Linked DNA regions of Homo sapiens: region 1 is linked to region 2. A link is a loop called in an ENCODE intact Hi-C map of the cell type or tissue named here. Cell type or tissue: endothelial cell of umbilical vein. All regions are shown on one strand. Links, peaks and the distances in the headings refer to the core of each region. The heading gives the core; the rest is flanking DNA.

The links. Peaks named below come from ENCODE experiments on the same cell type or tissue, not always from the same donor. Only the 100,000 strongest peaks of a DNase experiment are listed, where the experiment ranks them.
Region 1: a loop joins it to region 2, with 3 times the contacts of the local background. A loop is called at or near these places in 4 of 110 quality-filtered maps.

The regions. Positions count from the first base shown.
Region 1 is chr12:106,086,579-106,094,912 of GRCh38, reverse strand. NUAK1 (NUAK family kinase 1) reads left to right here. Exons shown (of 7, transcript NM_014840.3): 3 at 8,028-8,179. Among named protein-coding and RNA genes, the nearest start is that of NUAK1, 48 kb to the left of the region's middle. In endothelial cell of umbilical vein, for the core only: no CTCF peak of the experiment used is centred there; a DNase peak (open chromatin) is centred at 3,702; H3K27ac peaks cover 1,646 bases.
Region 2 is chr12:106,026,617-106,034,950 of GRCh38, reverse strand. No RefSeq gene overlaps it. Among named protein-coding and RNA genes, the nearest start is that of NUAK1, 110 kb to the left of the region's middle. In endothelial cell of umbilical vein, for the core only: no CTCF peak of the experiment used is centred there; a DNase peak (open chromatin) is centred at 4,380; H3K27ac peaks cover 1,525 bases.

The DNA of each region.
Region 1 (8,334 bases), core at 145-8,144, 60 kb before region 2:
ACAACTTCTCTCTCTATCCTGGCCACGTCCCCTGCCTTCCTAGGATTGGATATTGGGCCCCATTGGCACTATTAATCCTAGCAGGCACGGATGGGTCTTGGCAAGGCTTCTGCATCCCCTCTTCTGCAGGTGGCTTCTACACTTTCTTACCATTTCTTCTGCCTTCCGTGGAGTCCACTTCTGGCAGTGGGTGGCCTCATTGGCTGTGGTTTTCTTCGGGCATGCCAGCCAACATCCAGAAAGAGTTTTGGTTCAAGAAAAGACAGTGAGTGAACAAAAAAGTCTTTTGTTGTGCAAACCAGGAACTGCACTGAATCAACTCGGACCGATTTATTGACAGGGAGATGCCAGTTTAAATTTCTCATCCTCACTGCTCTGGGCTTTCAGATCCAAGAGATCAGAGGACGATTTAGTGAAGCTGTGAGCCCACGAGGTGTTTGAAATTGACTTCTAGGGAGGAAAGTTTTGAAGAATGAGTCTTGTATTGACTAAATGACTCAACTGGTTTGCAGACAGTCTTTCAAAGAAAAGATCACTTCATTTTTGAAGTGATAAGCTACTTTCTGTGAGGACTGTACTGACCTTTAATAAAAGAGCACCCTTGAGGAGTGGAAAGGTACTCCGGTCCGAGATTTTGGGAAAATTACAAAAATGCTGCTGCCTAGGGAGGCAATGCTGTGGAAGAAATGGCAGCACCCTGGTTGTCACCTAGGAGACGGACCTGATGGAAGGCAAAGGTGTGGAGAGAATTCTCTTGGGGCCACTGCTAGGCCCTAGGCCTTTTTTTTTTTAAATCAACAGATGGGCTGGGTGCAGAGGCTCACGCCTGTAATCCCAGCACTTTGGGAGGCTGAGGTGGGCGGATGGCTTGAGTTCAGGAGTTTGAGACCAGCCTGGGCAACATGGCGAAACCCTGTCTCTACCAAGAAAAAAAAAAATTACAAAGATTAGCCAGGAGTGGTGGCACGTGCCTGTAGTCCCAGCTACTTGGGAGACTGAGGCAGGAGGATCACTTAAGCCTGGGAGGCGGAGGTTGCAGTGAGCTGAGATCTTGCCACTGCACTCCCACCTGTGTGACAGAGCAAGACCCTGTCTCAACAAACAAACAAACCAAAAAACTCAACAAAAGACTCTTCCTCCCTGGAGGTTACAGAAAGAAATTGTCCCTTTTTAAAAACTGACCCTTCCTGGGGCATCCTGTAAATTCATCCTCATCCTCTCTGCTTTCCAGGCTTCTTTCTTCCAAAACAGTCCAGTATATTCGGCTGTCACGTGGCCAGTGGATGCTTAAAATCCCAGGATCTCCTCACTCATCAGCGTTTCCCTCAGACCAGAGCACTGTTTTTATAATACACATTTTCTCAAGTTCTACAAGTTGTGTTGTTAACCTCGAGAGCTGCAGGAGGCAGTCTCTGGGAGCTGGGTCATTAGCCTGGTTGTGAAAACCAGATGATCAGAGGGCAGAACGGGACTGTCAAACCGAACATCTGATGAAATTCAGGATTAATGTGGAGAAGTAGCTGTTGCTATAGCAACCAATCCCTACTATCCTTTGAAATGGAAAATAAACAGCAAACAAGAAAAATAATTTAAGTTGGTGTCTGGGAAGAAGGAAGGCCTGCCAGTGGAATAGTCAAAGAAAAAGGAGAGTTCGGGTATTTTAGGATATGTTGAAACAATGGTGAAACTATCTCAAAAGCAAAACCCAGGTCATTTTGGGTGGTTCAGTTCCATGCCTGCTTTTTCTAGAAATCTTTTCAGGCCCCTTCTGGCTGACCTCACTGATCTTTCTGATTGTCCAGGTACTTAAAGTCTGTACTGTACAGGTTAGCTCTTGAATTATTTTTTAAGTACTGGTCATTTCCAACTCGAAAGCAACTCCTTGGGGTTAATGACTGTGCCTTCTCCTCTTTTGTATTCCCTTTAACATGTACCAAAATGCCCAGATAAATGCCTCAAATCGGCTGATAATAAAGCCATTTCAGAAAAATCAGTAAGTTTGGCTCCATTTAATGAAGGAGAACCTTTACTGGATGTAATGCAAAAAGCAGAACTGTATGATGGAGGAAGGGGGTGGAGAGTCATGGCGAGAACATGCGCTTTTGAGTTGCACAAATCTGCCATCCAATCTTGCTGGGTATCTACCCAACAAAAATGCGTACAGATGTGCATCAAAAGACATGCACAAGGATATCCACAGTAATACTATTCATAACAACCCTCAACTGGAAACAGCCCAAATGTCTATCAACAGTAGAATGGATAAATAAACCACACGATACATTCACATAATGGAGTACTCTAGAGCAATGAGAATGAACAATCTTTGACGACATTGAGCAACGTAGATTATTCTCACAAACATGTTGAATTAATGACAAAAGAAGGTATACTACGTGATTCCATTTTTTTTTTTTGAGACAGAGTCTCGCTCTGTCACCAGGCTGGCTCACTGCAACCTCCTTCTCCTGGGTTCAAGCGATTCTTGTCCCTCAACCTCCTGAGTAGCTGGGATTACAGGTGCCCACTACCACGCCCAGCTAATTTTTTGTATATTTAGTAGAGACGGGGTTTCACCATGTTGACCAGGCTGGTCTCGGTCTCCTGACCTCATGATCCACCCGCCTCGGCCTCCCAAAGTGCTGGGATTACAGGCATGAGCCACCACGCCCGGCTATGACTCCAGTTTTTAGAACTTCAAAACTCATCTACGATTTTGGTTCATATTCCTCATATTCATGGTATTGGTGTATCTGTATCTTTGGGGAGATGATTAATGACAGAAAGAGGGCATGGCAGGGGTGCTTGCAGGGGGCTGGCAATATTGTTTCTTGATGTGAGTGCTGGTGCCCTATTTATTTATTTATTTTATTTTTTGTTTTAGAGATGAGGTCTCGCTATGTTGACCAGGTTGGTCTCAAACTCCCAGCCTCAAGCAATCCTCCCATCTCGGCCTTCCAAAGTGCTGAGATTTCAGGTGTGAGCCACCATCCCCGGCTTGGTTCCCTATTTATAAAGTAGGGATAATATGGATCCCTATCTCATAAGATTATTGTGAGGAATAAATGTTTTAATCCATGACATGTAGTAACTGTTCAATAAATATTAACTATTCTTATTACAAGCTTTCTAGGGAAGGAGAGATCCCTGTCTGGGAAGTCTCCTGGAAAAAATTGAGCCCCAGACAATTTCACAGGTCCAGGATCCTGGATGCTGTCCTGTGCCTTGCTCCTGTCTCTTGGATTGTTCTCGGCGATGTTTGGTTGCCTGTGTGACTCACCTGCAGCTCCTTGTGGGCTTTCAAGGTCTTGTGTTTTATTCATCGCCGTCTTCTTTCTCTCCTCCTAGTCCCTGGCCCTGCCAGCTGCTGGCGGTTCTGTTTCTGCTCTGTTCCCTTCCTCATGCTGACCCTTCTACCTGGCCTGCCTTTCCTTCCCCTCCAAACTGGGAAAAGTCTTCTTTCGGTATCCCCAGTGCCATCTGCATAGTAGGTGCTTTCTGCTGTGCTAAAAACCAGGCTGTACACCACCTGGCCATGGCCCCAGTGCTGTGGGCTGACTCAGGCTGAGCTAAGTTTCTATTCAGGGATTTAATTTTCCTGGTAGGCCTGGCATGTCAAGGGCCATAGTTTTCCTTACCATTCTGGAGCCACCGGGCCTCTGGGTAAAACTGTCTGGCCAAGAGACACAGGCTTTCATTTTTCAGAAAGGAAACCCTTCCCAACTGGTGGAAAATAAGCTTTTGCTTAGTGACTAATAACATAAACACAGACAAGATTTCTGGGCTTATAAATAACCAGTTGTAAAAGTGCCCAAGGGAAGCAGCCTTTTTTTGCTAGAAGAATGGCCAAGAGTATCCCTGTCACCTTGTAGATAGTGACCTTAAGCACGGGCAAAGGAGCGTTGGGCCAAGGGTGTGGAAGCTGCTCATTCTTCAGTATTAATTCCCAAGGCCTTGCTCTTATACATTATAAATCCTGGACTATTCTGGAAAAATAACACCCAATCTCTAAGGTCCTTTCCTGCTCGAAAATCCTGTGATTCTGTGGCAGCCACAACATGTTTTAAAGAGCGATGCCAGCAGGGAGAGGAAAGTCTTAGGGTTTTGTTTTGCTAGAGCTGCCTAAGTGGCTGATGAAGTAATTATGAGCACAGCTTCCATTCGTTGAGCACTGGCCGGGGCACCGTGCTGAGGGCGATAGACCTGTGAGGAAATTACTAGTCTCATTGGACTGATGAGGAGGCGGAGGGTCAGAGGGGTTGATATATATGAGTAGTAATGGAATGGCTGAGAGCTTGGGGGTAGCAGTCAGACTGCTGGGCCCAGTGCTGGCTATGCCTCGTACTCTTTGTAGTTATGGGAATTATTATTCACCTTGTCGCCCCAGGTGTTCTCATCTGTAAAATGGGGATCCTCATAGTACCGAATCCTTATGATGTAATTCATGCAGAATGATTATTAGCATGGTGCCTGCACATGGTAAGCCTACAGCAAATTTTGCTGTTATTAAGAAAGGCTTCAAGAAGCTTCATCTGTAACAGCTCTGGCCTCCTTGATGAAACACTGAGGCTTGAAATCTAGAAATCTTCTTTGCTCTCAATTAATTTAAGGTGACAGGGCCTTGACCGTGAGACTTGGGCTTCTTCCTATGGGGGACTGGGGGATGGTGTCCCAGAGCCAGGCCTGGCTGCTCGGACAGTTCTCTGACCAGATTGCTCACTGGCCCTGCCTGAGAGAATGAGGGGCCAGTTTTATCCCTCGGGTATCATCTCATTCATCCAGTGTTTCCCAAACTGGCTCCATATGAGTTCTTCTGGATGCCAATAGGAGGATTGAAATGGCCCAATCAACTGGCAGAACTCTGAGTTAAGGAAACCAGGCTCTCTGAGGACCATCAAGTATTAATGTTTGGCTTGGGTTTGACTGTGGAATTTTTTCTTCTTCAAGATAGCTTGCAGAATGAGTACTCCATGGAATATGCATTTGGAACTATTTCTTGACCCCTCCAAATGCAGTCAGCAGGGAGGCAAGTGTGAGGTCTGGCAACCAGAAAGGATGGGGGTAAGGGATGTCCTTGGAGGTGAGACAGGTGGACAGATCTGCGATATATTTTATTTTATTTTTGAGATGAAGTCTCACTCAGTTGCCCAGGCTGGGGTGCAGTGGTGTGATCTCGGCTCACTGCAACCTCCACCTCCTGGGTTCAAGCTATTGTCCTGCCTCAGCCTCCCCAGTAACTGGGGTTACAGGCACCTGCCACCACACCCGGCTAATTTTTTATATTTTTGGTGGAGATGGGGTTTCACCATGTTGGCCAGTCTGGTGACTTCTGGCCTCAAGTGATCCACCTGCTTCAGCCTCCCAAAGGGCTGGGATTACAGGCGTGAGCCACCGTACCTGGCCAGACTCGGGATATATTGTAGAGACAGGATCAGTAGGACTGATTGATGGAAGCTGCTTAGTAAAATATTTGGTGTATTGGACTGTATTGAACCGAATTGTGTTTGTGTCTCCTTGATACCAAATCAGCCAGTTGGAGAGGGAAGAATCCAGCCACTGAAACAGCCCTTCTGTCTGTGTGAGGCAAGTGGCTCACACCTCCCGACAGTCGCTGAAGGGCCAGAGGCTTTGGCTCCCTTAAAGACGTGCCAGACTCTTTGGGGTGTGAGTCTTCTTGTTTATTTACCTGTCAAAGTACTTTCCTTCTTCCTACATCCCTCCTTTTTAAAATTAGAAAACCCGCTGCCCTCTCCAGGGCCTATCACTCTTTCATTTTTGGGGCCTGGGCCATGCATCCCGAGGCAGTCGGGGTGTTTCCAGTTTCCAAGGTTTATTGTTAATGAAAAGTGCACAACAGGCTGAAATCCCTGGCAGGAGCCAAAGCTGCAGGGTACACCGAGGCCAGCAGACGCTGGAGCAGCCAATTTTATCTGGATGTTCTCTCCTCCTCCTCCTCCCTACCCTCCTCCTTCCCCCTTCATTTTATCAGGGAGGTTTGGCTGGACTTGAAGGAGCCAAAAAGGAACTGGAGGGGTCTGAGCTTCTAGCAGCCAGCAACAAGGTATGGGAGGACAGGGGACCCAGGCCTAGGGTAGGTTCCAGGTCAACTCAGTTCTTCATTGAATGTGTGTCTGCCTTGGTGCTAGGCTCTGGGGATGAATTAATATTGATAGCAACAATAATAGCTAACATAATTGAGTGTATGCTGTAAGGGGAAGGCCTTGTAAACATTGAACAAACTGGTATCAATAAGTCCTCCCAGCAGTTCTAAGTACTTGCTAATATTATTCACGTTTTGTAGTTGACTAAACTGAGGCCCAGAGAGGGCAAGCAACATCCCTAGAATCACACAGCCCTAGGAGTATCTCATTCCAACACTATAGTTTTTAGCTCTGTCCGTCTAGGCAGAGGACCTGGGTATGTAAACCAAGAAATAAACCTGCACAGTTTGCACGTGCTATGAGGCAAGTATTGACTAGTGCAGTGGGAGGGGCGCTGTGGAAACCACATATGAGCACAGTCTTGGCTAATGAATTAGGGTGCTGGGCATAGGGGGCCTGATGGAAATGTTAGAAAAGTGGATGAGATGGAGGGAGGTAGGCAGGGGACCTTCAGGGAGGGTCTTGGGTAGCCTACAAAGGTTTTTGTACTATATCCCTTAAGAGTGATGATGGATTTCAAAACAAATATTGCTTATTTTATCCTTGCTCAAAGGACATCTTATGTGAAAGTCCAAAGTATGAAACAGGTGGCAATGGAGTGGCTTTGGACAGCCTGTCATTTGTGGCCTCCCTTCTCCCTGCCTCCTTGCATGGGTCCCTGGCCATCTGCCTGGAACCCTGACTTTGAACATAACGGCTAGAGAGCATCAGCATTGGGTAGAAAGAAGCATTTACAAGCATTTGGGAAGACTGTTTCCTTGGTGGTGTGGAGGTTGAGTGAGAAGGGGCTGGACCTGGTGGCCGGGAACCGGCTTGAGATCATAGTAGCAGCGGCCCTGCAACCTGCGGCATTAGTTCCCCATCCATGCTGGGGACTGGAGCCCTGCTGATTCCAGCCAGCTCTTTGGGAGGCCATCTCATCTGGTAGTTCTGCACTTGATCTTTGACGCCAAACTGCCTGATTGCAGGCCGTGCCAGTTTCTTAACCTCCCTAGGCCTCAGTGCCTTCATCTTTCAAATGGTAAAATTACAGATATTTCCCTGATTATTTGTCATAGGGTTTAAATGAGTCAGTACATGTGAGGTACTTAAAACCTTACACACAAACTTGGTGCACAGTAAGTGCTATATTGTTATTTATTATTAATGTTCAGAAATGCCTTTATGTAGTTTGAGTTTACTCATTTAATAAATATTAGCTGAGCTCCTACTATGTTACTCTGTGCCAAATACTGTTCTGGGTGCTGAGGATACACCAGTGAGTGAAACAGGACAACCCCCTTTTACATTTGACTGGGGGAGACAGAATAAATAAATACATGGAATGGGTGTGTAGTAGGGCTGAGAGGGGCCCATGGGATCGTGCACGACTTGGTGGGCCACATTAAAAGCTTTGGGTTTTATTTGCCTGAGATGGGAAGTTATAAAGAGATGACAAGATTGAGCACCCATTTTGGGGTCAGAGTAGCTCTGTCAGGGCCGGCTACCTGGTCCGTATCCAGTGGTTAATAAATTATTGGTTGTGTTTGTTGTTACCCATCATCCTGTCTACAGGAAAGCCGTTCTGGGAGAGGGTATGAGAAATGATCTTGACAAGGAAAGTGGGGTCCTCAGAAAAGGGAACCACATTTCCCTTAGCATGACAAAGGCGTGTCCAGGAACAGTGGTGGTGACACACACCATTTTCCACCTGGCGGGACAGCACGCCCCACGCCTCGTGATGCTGAATTGGCTGATTTGTGTTCTGACCCATCAGTCGATCCTCTGCCTGGCGACATCTCCGTTGTCCTCTCTCGCATTCTCTGTAGCATAAGTGAGCTTGTTGGCTAAACGGGGTGTTTGTGTATTGCTGTTTTCCCTCTGCAGTGTTTGAGAACAAAGATAAGATTGTGATCATCATGGAATATGCCAGCAAAGGGGAGCTGTACGATTACATCAGTGAGCGGCGACGCCTCAGTGAGAGGGAGACCCGGCACTTCTTCCGGCAGATCGTCTCTGCTGTGCACTATTGTCACAAGGTATGGCTGCGCCTGGCCCGCAGCTTTGGCCGTAGATGGTTTTTATGGCACTGCATGATTTTTTTCCTATTATAAAAGTGATATCTGTTCATGGGAGCATGTATGGAGAATTTATGAACTAGAAAGAAGAAAATTACCATCACCCGTGATTCTGG
Region 2 (8,334 bases), core at 224-8,223:
GAAAACAACCAAACATCGTATGTTCTCACTCATAAGTGGGAGCTAAGCTATGAAGATGCAAAGGCATAACAATGATACAATGGACTTTGGGGACTTGGGGGAAAGGGTGGGAGCGGGTAAGGGATAAAAAACTACAAATTTGGTGCAGTGTATACTGCTGCGGTGATGGGTGCACCACAATCTCACAAATCACCACTAAAGAACTTACTCATGAAACCAAATACCACCTGTTCCCCAAAACCAATGGAAATAAAACATTTTTAAAAAAGAGGACATTAGTCCACATGATTTCTTTTTGATTTGTTTTTTTCTGTGTGTTTGTGTTTGTGTTTTTGTTTTGTTTTGTTTTGTTTTGAGACGGTCTCACTCTGTTGCTCCAGCTGGAGTGCAATGGCGCAATCTTGGCTCTCTGCAACCTCTGCCTCCCACGTTCAAATGATTCTCATGCCTCAGCCACCTGAATAGCTGGGATTACAGGCACAGGCCACTACACTCCGGTAATTTGTGTATTTTTTGTAGAGATGGGGTTTCACCATGTTGCCCAGGCTGTTCTTAAACCCCTGAGCTCAAAGTGATCTACCTGCCTTGGCCTCCCAAAGTGTTGAGATTATGGGAGTGAGCCATTACACCTGGCATGTTATTTGTTTTGATGGAAGAAATGATGTTTTGCAATTGTAGCTTGCTCTGCAAAAAAAATAATGATGTATGTTAGGAACTTACAAAATTAGCTAATGTATCAGAAAGTCATATACAGTGGAATTTCTAGGCCAAAAAATAAGAATATTTTTAAGGATTTTGATTTTCATCACCTAATTTCCTCCAGAAAGACTGAGCTGTAATGCTCTCCATTAGAGCAATGGTAGGTGTTCCTCAAGGGCTGACGTCAGGCTTTATTATCTTTGTTTACTGGGCCATACCTGGCACCTATTAGGTGGGCAATACATATTTCAATGTAAAACACAATTTCTTCATTGTATTTCATTTCTCCATTAGTATGTGTCAAATATTGCATGGGATATACTTGAACTGAAAGATTATCTATTGTTTGAAATTCAAATTTAAGTAGGCATTTTGTGTTTTTATTTGCTCAATTTGGCAAAATCCGTTTGTACAATGGGAATAAAAGCAATCCCTCTCTCATGACCAGAATATGATCACCACAATCACTCAAGGCAGTCCCTAGCCCAGTGGCTGGCATGGAGTAGGCCCTCATCAAAAGATACTAAACAGAGACAAACATTTGTTTCTCTGTGCACTACTTGCCTTTGCAAGCAGCTGCCATTTATTTAAGCACTTAAGAAATCTCAGGCATTTTAGAGACATTATCTTAATCTTGTCCTTGCTCACTTAGCTTCAGTCACACTGGTCTCCTTTCTGTTACTCAGACACAAGCCAGCCTGTCCTGGCCCCAGGCTCTTTGCACAAAGTTCGCTCTGCCTAGACTGCTCTTGCCTCAACCCCTTTGCATAGCTGCCTCTTTTCACTGTTCAGGTCTTAGATCGAATCTTATTCCTCAGGGAAGACATCATGCTCAGCCCATCAAAGCTTCCCTCTTCTTGCCCTCAAGCCACATGTGTGTCATCTCCGTGTCTCGCCATCTGCCTAACACTGCTTATTGTCCAAGGCAGAGCCCCAGACAGAGAGGCCATGGTCACAAAGTAGGTGGGAAAGTCAAGGGAACACTGTCAGTGACTCTTGTCAGACACTGGTGGCTCCAGGTGGCTCAGCTCTGTAGCATTTCAGAGGGCCTGGAATGAAGAATAAGTCAAGCTGTGAGCTCACCCAACCTGGGTAGGATGTGAGGAGGGCAGGAGATGTCACCGCGGGCACAGGAGAGAAAAGCAGCAGCGGCTGATGCCTCTTAGCTGGGAGGGGACATTGGTGAGCATAGTTGAGCCCCTGCCACCCCTGACTCCTCAAACTCATTGGAAGGAATGTGATTGGAGTTGGAGCTTCCCTGACTGTGTGAGGATGAAGCCAGATAAATTCTGTTTGTTAAGGCACTAGGTAGTGTGGAAAATTGTGGCTAAAATTATGACTCTTCTTCTTTAAGGGAGGAAGAGCATGGCTAACTGGACTAAGGCAGAGAGAGAGGTGAAGAATGCTGATTTCACTTAGCCCTCCACAGCAGCCCCATACAACATTTTTGTGGACTAAGGGTGATCTTAGCCAGTGAAAGACTTTTGGTCTTATCAGTCTCCTGGCTGTGTCAGTCCTGAGAGCATTTGGTGGTGGTGGTGGTGGGGTGGGGGTGTTGGGTATGTTGTAGTGTGGAGAGGAATCTTCCCTCCAGCCAACTAGTAGCTGGGTGCTTTGACCCAGACAGTTCTTTAGGAGAAATTTCTTCCCCTATTCTCATGTTTTCATGAGGAAATTTTGCCCCACTTTCCAGGAGGTAAAGAATTTGGAAGTAATGCACTTCCTACTTTTTTCTTGCTGGATCTTCCCTCAAGGGATGAGGAGAGCTTAATCTGATTGATGTTCACCTCTTCCTCTCTTTCTCCTTTCAGTTTGGCCTGTCTGCAGGATGTAGGCTTTCTTCCAGAGCTCCCATAGACAGCTGCTCAGGTGGTGCACTGCAAAACTCCAGGAGTGCATTTGCAGACAGGGAGCAAATGGCACCCTCTAGAGTGCAGAGTGCAGGCCCTGTATTCTCCTGCAACTCTAGCCTCCTGCCAAGGTGTAAACACCTTGGGATCAGATATGGGACATTTTCATCATCACAGAAATTTCCACCGAAGAACTTTGGGCTGGATTTAGGGAAAAGTTGCAAGAACCTATTTAACCAGGGGAAGTCGGCTGTGTCCTCTAATTAAGCAGTACCAAGATTATAGGTGATAGTTTATCCTCCATCGGACTTCTGTATTTATAATTTTAGATGTGCCCTGGGGGCAGTGAGGCAGAGGTGAGATTAATCCCTTTAAATCCTAACACAACCAAGTAAGGACAAAGGTATAATAGAACTGAGCCCTAAAAGAGGCACTGAAAGGGAGGGGCCCAGCTGCCAAGGGACTTGAGGATGCCACACCCAGCACACATTAGGACTGACCACCAAGAGAGATCTGAGGGAGGGAAAGTGGTAAAGTCTTTCAGAAACATAACCCATACAATGGCTCCAGAACCCTTGAGATCCAGATCAGATTGACTTGAAACCTCATTCCATCCCCTCAGCAGTTCGACTCTCTTCTCCAGGTTTCTTTTTTTTTGAGATGGCATCTCGCTCTGTCACCCATGCTGGAGTGCAGTGGTGCGATCCCAGCTCACTGCAACCTCCACCTCCAGGGTTCAAGTGATTCTCCTGCCTCAGCCTCCCAAGTATCTGGGACTACAGGTGCATGCCATCTGCCCAGCTAATTTTTGTGTTTTTTTAGTAGAGCTGGGATTTTACCATGTTGGCCAGGTTGGTCTCGAACTCGTGACCTCAGGTGATCCACCCGCCTTGGCCTCCCAAAGTGCTGGGATTATAGGCATGAGCAACTGCGCCTGACCTCTTCTCTAGATTTCTGAGTATTCTTGACATTCTCAGGGTCCTTTTCTGCTTGAGACTAACCTATCTGCACTACGTCAACCCAGACCTGACTTTCAGCCCCTTCTTTGATTTTGATGCATCCCCCTCCTATCCCCATGCCAAATATTTGAGAGGAAATATGGAATGATGGTGAACAGTGAGGACTCTGAAGTCACACTGCCTGGGCCTGTCACTTACTACTAGCTTTGGGACCTTGGGCAACTTACCAAACTGGTCTGTGCCTCAGTTTCCTCATCTGGGGAATTGGAATAATAATTGAGTTATTGTAAGAATTAGATGGATTAATTTGTGGAAAATCCTAGAACAGTTCCTAGCACATAATAGCCCTTTTAAAAGGGTTAGTCAGTATTTGTAGGTATATCGGATTTCATGAAAATTTGGAGTCGACAGAGAGAAATCAGACTGTGTACACTGCTGTAAACAATTCAAAATATGCAGTTAGCCATTCCTGGTGTTAAATGTCTGTTCAGCTTCCGGCAAGGAAAGTTCTGATTAGCCTCCTACTGTATATGGTACTGATCTCCCCTATGTCCCCCTTTTTTCTTCTCCCTTCTTTGGCTGGGCGTCTCCAGAGTGGGGGTCCCAGCTGGCTGGAGCAGGGTATGGGGTTTTATCATCCAAATCCCTGACTGCTATTTTACAATGAGTTTTTATCATTCCAGATTTACGACTTTTCATGCGTTTATGCCAGTGGCATTTCAGGCTAAAATAGCTGTTGTTATCTATTTCAGAGGAAGTGGGAGATGGGAGCTTGCATACGTCGTCTGTGAGTAATCGACTGCGGCTTTGAGTCAGTAATTCCTGCTCCCCTTTCTGCAGGGTCTAGGCTGGGGGCTGTAGTGCAGCTGATCTGAGGTTTATTCTGGGGTGTTGCCTAAGCCCAGTGTAAGCACCACTCCTCTTAGCAAAAAATAAAAGGACCTGGAGTGGTGAACATGGGAGGAACTGGCACTGGTCTTAGAGCAGAAAAGACACAGGTCTCATGCTAGCTCTGCTACTTACCAGCCCTGTGATCTTGGGCCGTTTACTTCACTTCTCTGGGTTTCAGTTTCCTGACATGCAAAACGCTATAGCAACCTTACAAGGCTTTTACTACACTGTAGTTCAGTAGAATAGTGTATTTAAAAGGCAATAGTGCATTTTAAAAACCTGGTATACAGTGGGTGCTCAATAAGCAGTAGTTTTAACTTACTTTATTCATTGCTCATACAATGTTTATGAGGTAGGTGTTCTTGCCTTATTTTGATAGGCAAATTGCTGCAGGTTAGGAAGCTAATAAACACTTGAGCCGGGCTGGCAGCTGAACAGTCTAATTCCAAATGTTATGGTTTTGCCTTTTATATATCACACAAAGAAATCCATGAATACATTCTCTTTGTCAAAACTCAACAATTCATAAGCATATAGAGTGAAAAGTTAAATTCATCCCTCATCTATTGACTCCATTCTCCTCCTTAAATATAATCACCATTAACAGTTCATTATGAGTATAGTTCATTTTCTATGAAGCTTCATAATTTTTAAACACTTTTAAAAAAGGAATGGGATCTATATCTATCATCTCTCTCTCTCTCTTTCTCTCTTTCTCTGTTTGTCTACATATCTATCTATCTACCTATCTAATCTATCTATCTACCTATCTATTTAACCAGTTTTGTGACTCATTTTTGACATGTAGCTCTATGTCGTGGAGACTTTTTCATACCAGTACATGTAACTTTGCATCATTCTTTGTAACCACTATTTAAGAGTCTGTAAAATGATTGTATGATAAATTATGTAATCAAGTTTAATTATTATAATCAGGTGTTAATGTAATCAGGTATTAATGATTTATCTATTGAAAAATGTTTGGATTGTGTACAGTGTTTTACTTTTTAACTTCACTTGCTGGTTTTAATTTGACAGGACTTGATTCTGATGTAGTTCACATCTGTCAATCTTTCTTGTTACAGCTACTGCATTTTGTGTCTTGCTTAGGAAGGTCTTCTCCCTGTCTCAAGGTTGTAAAAACATTCTCCTATGCTTTCTTCTAGAATGCTAAAAATCACACCGTAATGCTAGAAGTGAAACCCAAAACATACTTTGTCACTTAAAGTGTGGGGTCAGTGTTATCGAGCTGTTGAAGATGAGAACTAATTGCCAGCCACTGGTCATGTTGTGTCTGAATTCATTTGTTATGGAGCATACTTCGTAGTTTTGGTTTCTATGTTGAACTCTAGTGCATCTGGGATTTATTGTTTTGAATGGTGTGGAGTAGGATCTAATTTTATTTTTTCTTTTGTAAGAGGGCAGTCTTGTCAATACCATGTATTGGATAGTCTTTCCTTTCTCTTCTAATTTAAATGGTCACCATTATTATTATTATGGGTCTATTTCTGAAATCTCCTCTTCCATTTATATATATATCCATTTTGATATATGTATATATATAGGCTTAGTTATATTAATCATTTATTCTGTTCCATTGTTCTATACAGAAGCCAATACTATATTGGCAAAAAGTAAGTGTTCAAATAATGCTAAATATTTTTGACTGAATTAATGTAGTGAATTAAATAGATGCCTTACTTCATGATTCTCGTATTTCTTTGATTATGCTCCTAAATCTGATCTGTTAATATTTATTTGGAATTTTCATTAGTTTGGTGAAGATGGACTATGGTTTCTGAAATCTTACCTGCGAATATTTATTTGGAATTTTGCATTAGTTTGATAAAGATGGACTATAGTTTTCTAAATCTGACCTGTTAATATTTATTTGGAGTTCTGCATTAGTTTGGTGAAGATGGACTATGGTTTTCTAAATCTGACCTGTCAATATTTATTTTGAATTTTGCATTAGTTTGGTGAAGATGGACTACGGTTTTCTAAATCTTATCTGTTAATATTTATTTGGAATTTTGCATTAGTTTGGTAAAGATGGACTGTAGTTTTCTAAATGTAACCTGTCAATATTTATTTGGAATTTTGCATTGGTTTGGTGAAGTTGGACTATAGTTTTCTAATCTGACCTGTCAATATTTATTTGGAGTTTTGCATTGGTTTGGTAACAGTGAACTATTTTGCATTGGTTTGGTGAAGCTGGACTATGGTTTTTTTATTTGCGTGCTCTCCTTGTCTGGCTTTGGTATCAGTGAACGAGTCCCATAGTCTTTCACCAGATCACAACTCCTGTTTATTGAATTTCTACATATGTTAGTGACAGATTTTATTTCGGCTGTTGTGACAGTACTATAGCTCTGGAGCATCCGTGAGAGAATATAACTAAAGAAAAATTCAGATCTTGATCTTGGATGAGATTGCTGGAATCTGGGGGGTGTTGCAGACTGGATGGCTCGGCTCAATGGAGGAATCCAGGCATCAGTTCTAGGAGTATTGTGAACTTGCCTAAGGAGGGTGGCAGGGTATTGACTCCACCGTGTGTGTGTGTATGTGTGTGTGTGTCTTCATGCTATGTGTATGCATGAATATTTGCATATGCGTTTGTGTTAAGCCTGTATGCTTGAATGTACAGCATACACATGCAGGTATAACATGTGAATACGTGAATGAGTCTACATGCCTGTGAGTAGATGTATGTGTGTATGAATACATGTGTGTTGGGGTGGCTTGCTTGTGTGTGTATTGATGAAATTCCTGCCTCATTCCAGGGCTGGGCAAGATAATGCAGGGACTGCTTTGGCCTTCATGGATTTTGGGAGTGGGTGGATCAGATGGTCAAGGTGAGACACAACTGGGAAAAGCCAAAGCAGGGGAAGTAAGGCCCAGGGCTTCCAATATGGCTTTGCAAAAGTGATTTAATTTCTCTCAACCTCAGTCTCCTCACATAAAACATGGGAGAGACTCACCCCTGCCCTGTCCCCTCATGCCCTCGTGCTCAGTGTGAGACTCAGATGAGTTGACGTCTGTGAAAGCCCCTCACAGGTCAAAGCGGAAGGAAATGCCATCAAGGTCTGTTTTTTTTTTTTCCCAGATGTGCTGTCACTAACAAGGCTGGGGCAGTGACATGGTGACCCTAGTGCTGGGCTGTCAAACAAACACGTAGGAATGTGCATTACCCCAGGAGCCGGTACCCTCAGTGGCATGTCACAGGGCTTGGATACATCAAATGCAAGCCAACTTCACTTCTCTTTGTCTGTGGATATCAGTGCTTACTCTTCCTTCCCAACCCTCCCCTTGACACACAGATGAGCCAAGGCAGACAAGCTGCATCTCTCTCTGGAGCAAATGCTGGACATGCAGAACCAGCTTTGGAAGCTGCCTGTCAGGGCAACAGGAAAACTTCAACAACTCCCTCTTGCTGAACCTGCCCTGCACTGTCTGCTCACTTTCCCTTAGATAACTGTATTTGTCAGTTTAAAGGTGCCTGGGCTAGACTTCAGCAAAGTGGCCCCAACTGTGGTTCTCCTGCCCTAAACACTATGGCATGGTCATTGTGCTCTGCAGGGGTCTGCAGGAGTGAGGTCACCCATGCTGTCTGGCAGCTGAGGGTCAGGCAGCCAGAAGATGAGGGCAGCAAGGAAGACCTGCCACATGTGAGTGTGGGGTAACGTGGGAGAGTGCTGCCTTGCAGTGGCCCACCTGAACAAATGGTACCAAAACATCCAGTCAGATCATATTTTATGGGGAGTGTATTAGCACTCTTTCTGATATAAATGACGGAAAAGCAAAACAAAACACCCATACCAAATTAACTTAAGGAAAAGGCAAAATTTATTGGCTTAAGTATCTGGGAAGTCAAAATGTAAGTTTCAGGCATAGCTGGATCCAGGCATCAACCATCTTCAGAGTATACTCTCTCT